Linked DNA regions of Homo sapiens: regions 1 and 2 are each linked to region 3. Evidence: chromatin contacts called from ENCODE Hi-C or POLR2A ChIA-PET data. All regions are on one chromosome and are shown on one strand. The core of a region is the stretch at or near the end of the contact, and the rest is flanking DNA. Distances in the headings are between cores, read along the strand shown. Region 1 overlaps MIR3681HG (MIR3681 host gene). Region 2 has its middle 61 kb from the start of MIR3681HG. Region 3 overlaps MIR3681HG (MIR3681 host gene).

Region 1 (2,700 bases), core at 165-2,664, 140 kb after region 3:
CTTTCTCCTCCTTCTCCTTCTTTGTCTTCATTTTTGTCTTCTTCTTTTCTTCATTCTCAATCATCTATCCCTCTGTCTATGATGTAAACCACATACATCATTTACAAATTTTTAAGTAACCACATTAAAAAAAAAAGCAGGTGAAAATAATCTAAATAACATATTTTCCTTAGTCAACTATATCCAAATATTTTCATTTCAACATGTAAGTATAAAAATTATCAATTGAATGTTTTACATTATTTTTCACACTAAATCTTCAACATTTAATTTGTATTGCACACTTACTGCACATCTTATCCACACCATCCACATTTCAAGTGCTCAGTAGCCACAAGTGGCTCACTGATGCCATACCGGACAGCTTAGATTTCTACCCGTACAGAAAATTCTAGAGGAAAATGCCAGGATTATTGTTTCAAAAATATTATGTAAGATTGTAGAGCTTCAGTGGTAGAGCAAACCTAGCAAGAGTTGAGACAGGAGGAATTAAGATTGTCTTAGTCTGTTTTGTGTCACTATAAAGAATATCTGAGGCTGTGTAATTTATTAAGAAAAAATGATTATTTGGCTTATGATTCTTCTGGCTAGAAGGTTCAAGACTGGCATCTGGTGATGGCCTCAGGCTGCTTCTACTCATGACAGGAGAAGGGCAGCCGGCCTATGCACAGATCCCATGGTGAGAAAGGAAGCAAGGGGGAGAGGGAGAGGTACCAGGCTCTCTTTAACAGCCAGCTCTCTCTTGCAGGCATGAATAGAGTTAAAACTCATTCACCCCCAGGGGAGGTATTCCTGAGCCATCTGCCTCTCCATGATTCAGATACTTCCCATTAGGTCCCACCTTCAACACTGGGGATCAAATTTCAATATGAGGCTTGTAGGGAACAAATATTCAAACCATAGTGGAGATGAAGGATTTGTGGATTTCTTATTCCCAGGCTTTTTCTAGGCTCTACCATTTCTTACTGCGAATACAATACCCCAACACCCCTTACTTGTCTCTCTGCTTCCTTTTTTTCTTATGAATGAATGGAGGTGACAAAGGATTTATGACTAAGAGTATTGGTAACAGTGCTCACCTCTGCACCCAAGGCTTACCAACATCGTGTTTTTGTATATACAGGCTGAATACATAACATGCAACCAGGTGGTAATAAAGAATGTTAGTGTCACTTTGTACAAGGACATTATTATAAAAAGTACAAACCATTATCATCTTCACAACTTAGGAGTCCTTTTTAAACTTTGTAATATCCACATGAAGCAAATCTATAGCCTGAATTTCCAAATCTCTCTCTGAAGAAAACAGAAGATCACTTCCTTTCTAACATGAATAATATTTATGCTTACATGTAGGTCAGAGTCAGCCAAACAGCTCTTGTGTCTGAAAGTCTATTTTAGACTTGGCTGTCATGACAACCATGAGATTTGGCCCAGGTGTCTTCTCTCTCCTGACACACAGACAGCAGGTTTGCAGGCCTGGCTGTGAATTCTGGGGAGCAGCACTTAGGAACTGCCATAGGATGATTCAGCCCACTTGGTTTTGGCAGGGGTGCTGACCTAACAGACTGCAAAAAATTCCATTCCACATGGATTCTTAATTTATCAATTTAGAAGAGGACACAGTGGGGAGGGTTATGATCACTAATGGGCAAAGTTGTCATGGTACTGCACGAGCAAGGAAGGCTGGGAAAGAGTGAATAGAGTGAATAAAGGCTATCATTTGAGAGGTGCTCGAACCTAGAATCCAGATTTGAGGTTTCAGTCCTCTGAGCTCACATCCCAGTCCAAGGACATAAGTTATGAAGTAATTCCCTGGGAAGGAGGCCTGCCCTGGCACAGCTCTGACTGCCCATTCTGAATAGCCCATCTCCACTTCATTCTAGTCCCAGGAATCCAGGGGGGTTGGTGACAGCCCTGTCTCTCCTGCCCACCAAACATGTGTGTTTCTAGGATCTCCTATTCTAGGAGACAATGGTTCTCAAATTTGGCTGCATAACAAAATCATCTGGAAAGAAGTTAAAACTCCAGATCCCCTAGTAAAACCCTATATCCATTAAATAAGAATATCTGGGCTAGGAGGCTGTGAAAATCAGGTCAGTACTAGTTTTTCAACCTCCCTAGGTGACTACAACGTACAATCAAGGCTGAGATGCACTGATCTAAAATGAGCTGGGAGTGGACTGTGATATCACATAGAAGCTTGATTTATAGATGTTTTTTAATTAACATAAAATACTAACATAGATTTTATCTGATTAGCCACAACAGTGGTTATCAAAGGGTTGGTTTTACAACGCTTTTTACTCTTAAAAATTACTGAAGATTCCATAGTGCTTTTATTTATGTGGGCTATATCTATTGATATTAACTGTACTAGAAATTATACCTGAGACTTTTTTTATAGCACAAAAATGCAAAAGCACATGTTCTGTTAGCCTTCAGTTTTCTGAAATGCCTTTGAAGGCTTTTCTCCATTGTCTTACCTATTAGCACTTGGCTCCTTTTTACTCATGCAAATTTCTGCAGCCCACTTGAATTCCTCCCTTGAAAATGGGCTTTTCTTTCCTACCACATAGCCAGACTGCAAATTTTTCATACTTACATGCTCCACTTCCCTTTTAAATATAAGTTCTAGTTTTAAGTCATTTATATGATCTTGCACCTGAGCACAGGGTGGTAGAAGCAGCCATGCTGCAC
Region 2 (2,700 bases), core at 76-2,575, 180 kb before region 3:
GGGTGTTTCAGCCAAGGAGATGGGAAATCGGTCTCAAATGTGTCTCCCCAACAACTAAAATTAGGGGTTTATATAGTGGAGAAAGAAATGTAACCGTGTGTGAGAGGTAAGGAAGAGGAGCTGGTCAACAGGCAGTGGGTGGTTGATTAGGCAGTTATGACAGGTGAGGGGTCTGGCATCTCATTGTCCAGATACTGTGATCTAGTGAGTTTCAGTTCCTTGATACTATTTGGCAGGACTGATGGTTGATTTCCTGAAAAAGGAACTCCGATAAAACAAAAGTAAACTTCTGAAGTTTTAAGACTGGAAGGTTCAATTTCTGTGTTTATTCAAAAGAAACCATACATCAATTCTATGGGACAATTGGGCCAGTTTCACCTCCTTTTTATTTCTTCACCTCGACTGACATGGAGTCTGAAGCTAAGCAGGGGATCAGTATGCACATGGACTGCTGAGAGGCTGCTCTTTCTCATGTTTAGTGTTGGTCACTGAATTCTGCCTCTGGTCCTTGGCTGTCTGGAGGAGCAACTGAACATGGACAAAAGGTAAAAAACTCATTAAAGAGGTGACAGATGTCACTCAGAGGAAATGAATACACCTTGAAGGGGGTATGTTTTAATCAGAGACAAAGAAGCTCTCCAGCAGTTCTAGAAAATGATAGCCAAGATTTGTTGATTATCATATGCCAGGCACTGTGCTAAACACCTCACATACATTATCTTTTTTTAATGTCAAAACAAACTTGTGAGGTGTTACTATTATTTTCATTTTACAAATGTGACACCAAGATTTAGGTAGATTGAGTTACTTGTTGAGAGTTGAACCCAGCTGTCTGATGACAAAGTCTATTATTATTTTCAGAAGTCTCTAAAATATCAGTCCTTCAAAACTCCATCTGGTCAATGGATCAATTGGGTTAGTGGTTTTTAAACTTTTGACCTTAGTCCACAGTAACAAATACATTTTCTTTCATGACCATGACTCATGACTCAGGACACACACACACTCTTATAACCTCTTTTTTTTTTTTTTTAAGAGAAGGTCTTGGTCTGTCACCCAGGCTGGAGTGCAATGGCATGATCTCAGCTCACTTCAACCTCTGCTTCCCAGGCTCAAGCAATCCTCCCACCTGAGCCTCCTGAGTAGCTGGGACTACAAGTATATGCCACTATGCCCAGCTCATTTTTGTACTTTTTGTAGAGATGGGGTTTCATCATGTTGCCCAGGCTGGTCTTGAACTACTGGGCTCAAGTGATCCACCTGCGTTGGCCTCCTCAAATGCTGGGATTACAGGTTTGAGCCATCGTACCCAGCCTGTACACTCATATTTACATGCCCGCATATGAAAAGTAAAACTGAAACAAAAGTTTCACAACTCAATAGTTGCACTTCCTATACGTTTTCTATTAAATTTTCATTTTATTGCAAAGAAAAGGCTTATTATAACCACCAAATTTGTACGTGGTAATTTGCACTTTGAAAGTCTTAGAATATTTTTAATCCTTTTTCAAATTATTGGATCCTTATGTTTCTGTATTTCTTGGAAATCCTTTTAGGCTTATCCCACCCACTAGTCATTCCAGGAAATACCTTCTCATCATATATATAGACATTTAGTATGACATGGTCATAAGATCTTAGAGTATTGTTTTGTAGAAATTGCTAAAAAGGTATTTTGTAAAGTGGATTTTTTTGTGTGTTTTGTAACAGGAGAATTTGCTTTTATTTATCTTATTACCAAAAGAAATTGTATTATACTGATCATTTCCATATGTATTTTTAAAGTTGCTTGGCTGGGTTGAATCTTTATTCTTTAAGTTACAAGGACATTGTATTCAAATAAAAGGAACAATCATAATATTATTAATTAGAGCAGTAAGGCTTTGGTTTCCATGCAAATAAGCATAATTGAAATAGAACTGAGTTTTTTTTAAAGTGGATTTTGAAACTGGTGGAAAAACTTGGAAAACAAATATCTCAAAGCTAAAGCAAATGCAATCTGTATATGTAAATGAGATTGATTAATTTTAGCAGGCAAATGAGAAAATCAATGATTTTCAAAATCGAGTAATTTGGTAACCATTAGTTTCATTAGTCTTTCTGTTTCAAACTTAATTATTTAAATATAGAACTAGATTGAAGTATAATTTATGGAGAAATCATCCTTAAATTAATTACATGCAAGCTTTCCCCTATAAATGGAAGAATTGAAGGTGAAATTATAAATGCTTATTGCAGAGCATGGAATCCTTTGGTCGTGGCTTGTTCGGGTTTGACTTGGGAGATGATGTGGAAATGGGAGTACACTAACTTTGACTCAAAGCAAGATCTGAATCTCAGCTTTGACTCTAACTGTGAGCTTTTAGGCAACTTTCTTAACTTCTAAAGGGCTTCACATTTCTTAACTATTATATTAGAGAATTATATCTATGTTGCAGAGCAATTGTACAGACTAAATAAGGAAATGTATGTGAAAATCTTAGCCTAGCGTCAGGCACACAGATAAGGCTTTTATTAGGAATGGTGTCCCCAAACCCCTCACCTTCCTGGGTGGATGGAGGAAGGCTTGGGTTCAGGAAATTCTGTGTTTCTGGGACTGCTTAGGGGAGAGTGCATGGTCTGCTGGCATTTCCCCATTAGTTAGCAGTATTCTTATCTATGACATTCTGTGGATCTCTCACAGCATCACTTCCATCAGGA
Region 3 (2,900 bases), core at 364-2,863:
CCCAGGGGAGGGGGAACCAGCATGCTGAAATGAGCACAGCCATGATCTGCATTCTGCTTCACTGAGCTATTGACAAAGTTAAGTTCAGTGTGAGGCCCGGAGTTTTGGGGGAACCATGAAGCCAAGCATATTCTGTAACCAATGAGGCTGAGAGCACCTTAGAAACACATTCACTTTTCCAACTTCAGAATCTAAATCATCATAGGTGTTTGCTAAATGAGTAAAGAGATGCGGAACAGGCACTCTCTTCTTTGAGGGCAGAAAAGGACCCACTTTATTGCTATAGTGTGACTTGAGACAAGGATTCTGTCTCAGGGTGTTTCATGAAGAAAAGATAAGGCGTGGTATTAGATTCAGGGTCAGGCTCCAGCCCAAGCTGAGGTCCAAAGGGAGTGGGTGACTGAATGGCAGATAGCTGAAAGAACACTTGGGGGTGCCGTAGGTAGGTGAAATACAGCTTTATTCAGCAGCTCTCTCATCAGCAGTTCTCTTACCCTGTCTGCTCTGTCTCGGCTACTTGCTCTGGTCACTCCCATGCACAGTTGTGCAGCTGGCTCTCCCTTTAGGGTCAGCAGCTTAACTCTCTCTCTGGACATTAGTGCTCATGACTGATACTCTATCTTACAGGAAAATGACATTTGCTATTATGTGATTCAAAGCATACTTGTTAATTATCATATTTTTAGCAGATACATAACATCCATTTTTAGAACATTCAGGAAAAAAAGTCATGTCTTTGAAGACATGTCTAGGTTACAAAACTCTGGGTAGTCATATAAGAGCTTTCTTTTCTCTTTCTTCTCCCCCTTTACTTTTGGTCAATTATAAGCCAGAATGAAAAGACGTAGTTGACTTCAGAATGGTGACTTACTCCAACCAAGAGAGAGTGTTGCTGTATAACACTGCATTTTCAGTGTGTGCAGGAAGTATGATGGTTGGGGGACTCTTTGCCATGGTTATGTGATCTCATGTCAAGGACAGGCTGTTATGAACTGTTACCCCCTAAAATTCATATTTTGAAATTGATTCCCCAATGTGATAGTATTTGGAGGTGGAGCCTTTGGGAAGTGATTAGGTCATGAGGGTGGAGCCCTCATGAATGGGATTAGTGCCCTTATAGGAAAAGGCCAGAGAGCTAGTACCTCTCTTTTCATCATGTGGGGACACAGCAAGAAGTCAGAAGCCTACAATCCGGAAAAGGACCCTTGCCTGAACCTGACCATGCTGGCACCTGATCTGGGGCTTCCAGCCTTGGAACTGTAAGAAATGAATTTTAGTGGTTCATAAGCCACTCAGTTCACAGTACTTAGTTATAGCAGTATAACTTAATAGTAGCCCGAATGAAGATGGAGATTGTGTTTGAAAGCAGGTGGATGTAGCCAACTGTATAGTTCCAATAAAAGGAGTGGTAGTTTGATAATAGAGGGGGGAAAATGAAGACTGATTTCATGCATTGAGGTTTGATTTACATTTTTGCTATCAGAGTTTATTTCCTGCTTTAAATGGAATCATTCATGGTGAAGAATAAATCAAATTCTGCTTGAATTTTCACAGTCAGGATTGGGTGTTTTCTCTTTTTAAGACTTAAAAAGGAGCCAGGCTCACTGTTACTTCCTGTGCTGTCACCTGAAGCAAAGCAGAGTCTGAAATTCACCCTTAAAGAGACAGAGCAGGGGAACAGAAGATCTTGCTTGCAATCATAGACTCACTTTTTCCCTTTTCTCTTTCTTAAAAAAAAACCCCGCATTTCTCATTTTCCTTCTTTCTAATTTCCCCCTTTCTCTTAGGTGGAGTAAAACATGAGCTTCCAGAACTAGGTAGTGCAGTGAGCAAAGTGGCTGTATTTCTTTCTACAAATGTGCACTTCCTGTTCATGTTTTGCAGGTCACAGGAACGCCTGTGTGGCTTCAATCTGCCTATGTCCCTTCACTGTGGGGTAAACTCACATCAGGCTTGGAGGTTGGCTGATGGCATGCTGCTGACCTTTATTAAAACTTTTGTGTGTCATATTTTTTGGACCTCTTTCCCTCCAAGAGCTTCTACTGCAATCCAGAATGGAACCCTTGAGGATGAACGCTGGTGTCTTGGCACTTGTGCGACTATGTTCTACTCCCATCAGGGGTCCTGTCCCTCGGGACTTTGATACAATTTCTTACTCACTTCAAAGGAGGGTATTCTGGATAGTGCCTTATAAAGCATGTAATACGTGAATAAATTCTCGTTGGGAAGGGAGCCCTGTTTAGGGACTTCATCTGGAATGTGCTAAAAAGCAAAACAAAGTAATTTAAAAAAAGTCAGTCAAGCCTTCCTATTTAGAAGAGTAGACCACAAAGTTAGGGCTAGAATCTGGAATAGGGTTGGAGTTGAGAGTGGAAACTGATCTGCGTAATTAAGTAACAGGAATTTGTAGGGATTTGGAGTCTTCCTGATGCATTGCATAGGGAAGGTGGAAATTACGTGTGTGTGTGTGTGTGTGTGTGTGTGTACACGTATAGATAATGAAGAGGAGTGCAAAGGAAATAGTTAAAGAAGAGAAAAAAAGTCTTGGTAATGAAAGGAAGTCCATCAATTTAAAACTAGAAACTGTGCAATTCTTGGCAAGGATGGCGGAAGAAAGGGTTAATGAAGAAAATAGGTGAATGAATTGTGTGTGTACCATGCACATGGTGCCATGGTTCACTATCAATATTCAGTAAGTGTCTGGTTTCCAGGAAAGCCTGGTATCAGGGTTGCTCTGAGGAATAAAAGAGAGAGTTTGAGTTGCACACCAAAGGGGTTGAGGTGATGGAAGAAAGCCAGCAGCCTTAGGAAGTGAGAAAACTAGCAACTCCTGGGAGTCATAGGAAGCAGGAATGTGGAGCCAGGGTGGGGAGGAGAAAGTAAGCCCTTGGAAATCTGGA

What was found. Hi-C counts contacts between places; a loop is a spot of excess contacts on that map. ChIA-PET counts read pairs that join two places held with the same protein, here RNA polymerase II (POLR2A). Pooled maps may share reads with other maps.
Region 1: a loop to region 3 is called in a map of naive thymus-derived CD4-positive, alpha-beta T cell, with 1.8 times the contacts of the local background. The contact joins two enhancer-like sites. A Hi-C loop is called at or near these places in 1 of 168 maps with a recorded cell type or tissue (naive thymus-derived CD4-positive, alpha-beta T cell) and 2 of 50 pooled maps. POLR2A ChIA-PET finds 5 or more read pairs at or near these places in 3 of 52 experiments (activated B cell, activated T-cell and naive thymus-derived CD4-positive, alpha-beta T cell).
Region 2: a loop to region 3 is called in a pooled map, with 6 times the contacts of the local background. The contact joins two enhancer-like sites. A Hi-C loop is called at or near these places in 1 of 37 single-sample maps with no recorded cell type and 7 of 50 pooled maps. POLR2A ChIA-PET finds 5 or more read pairs at or near these places in 1 of 52 experiments (activated T-cell).

The regions. Positions count from the first base shown.
Region 1 is chr2:12,261,422-12,264,121 of GRCh38, forward strand. All of the region lies in intron 3 of MIR3681HG (MIR3681 host gene), which reads left to right. Among named protein-coding and RNA genes, the nearest start is that of MIR3681, 64 kb to the left of the region's middle. Within about 2 kb of position 1,415, at least 3 of the 41 ENCODE cell types and tissues checked have a DNase peak (open chromatin) inside an H3K27ac peak, as active enhancers do.
Region 2 is chr2:11,944,331-11,947,030 of GRCh38, forward strand. No RefSeq gene overlaps it. Among named protein-coding and RNA genes, the nearest start is that of MIR3681HG, 61 kb to the right of the region's middle. Within about 2 kb of position 1,326, at least 5 of the 41 ENCODE cell types and tissues checked have a DNase peak (open chromatin) inside an H3K27ac peak, as active enhancers do.
Region 3 is chr2:12,126,083-12,128,982 of GRCh38, forward strand. The region is part of intron 2 of MIR3681HG (MIR3681 host gene); the gene reads left to right. Among named protein-coding and RNA genes, the nearest start is that of MIR3681, 72 kb to the right of the region's middle. Within about 2 kb of position 1,614, at least 5 of the 41 ENCODE cell types and tissues checked have a DNase peak (open chromatin) inside an H3K27ac peak, as active enhancers do.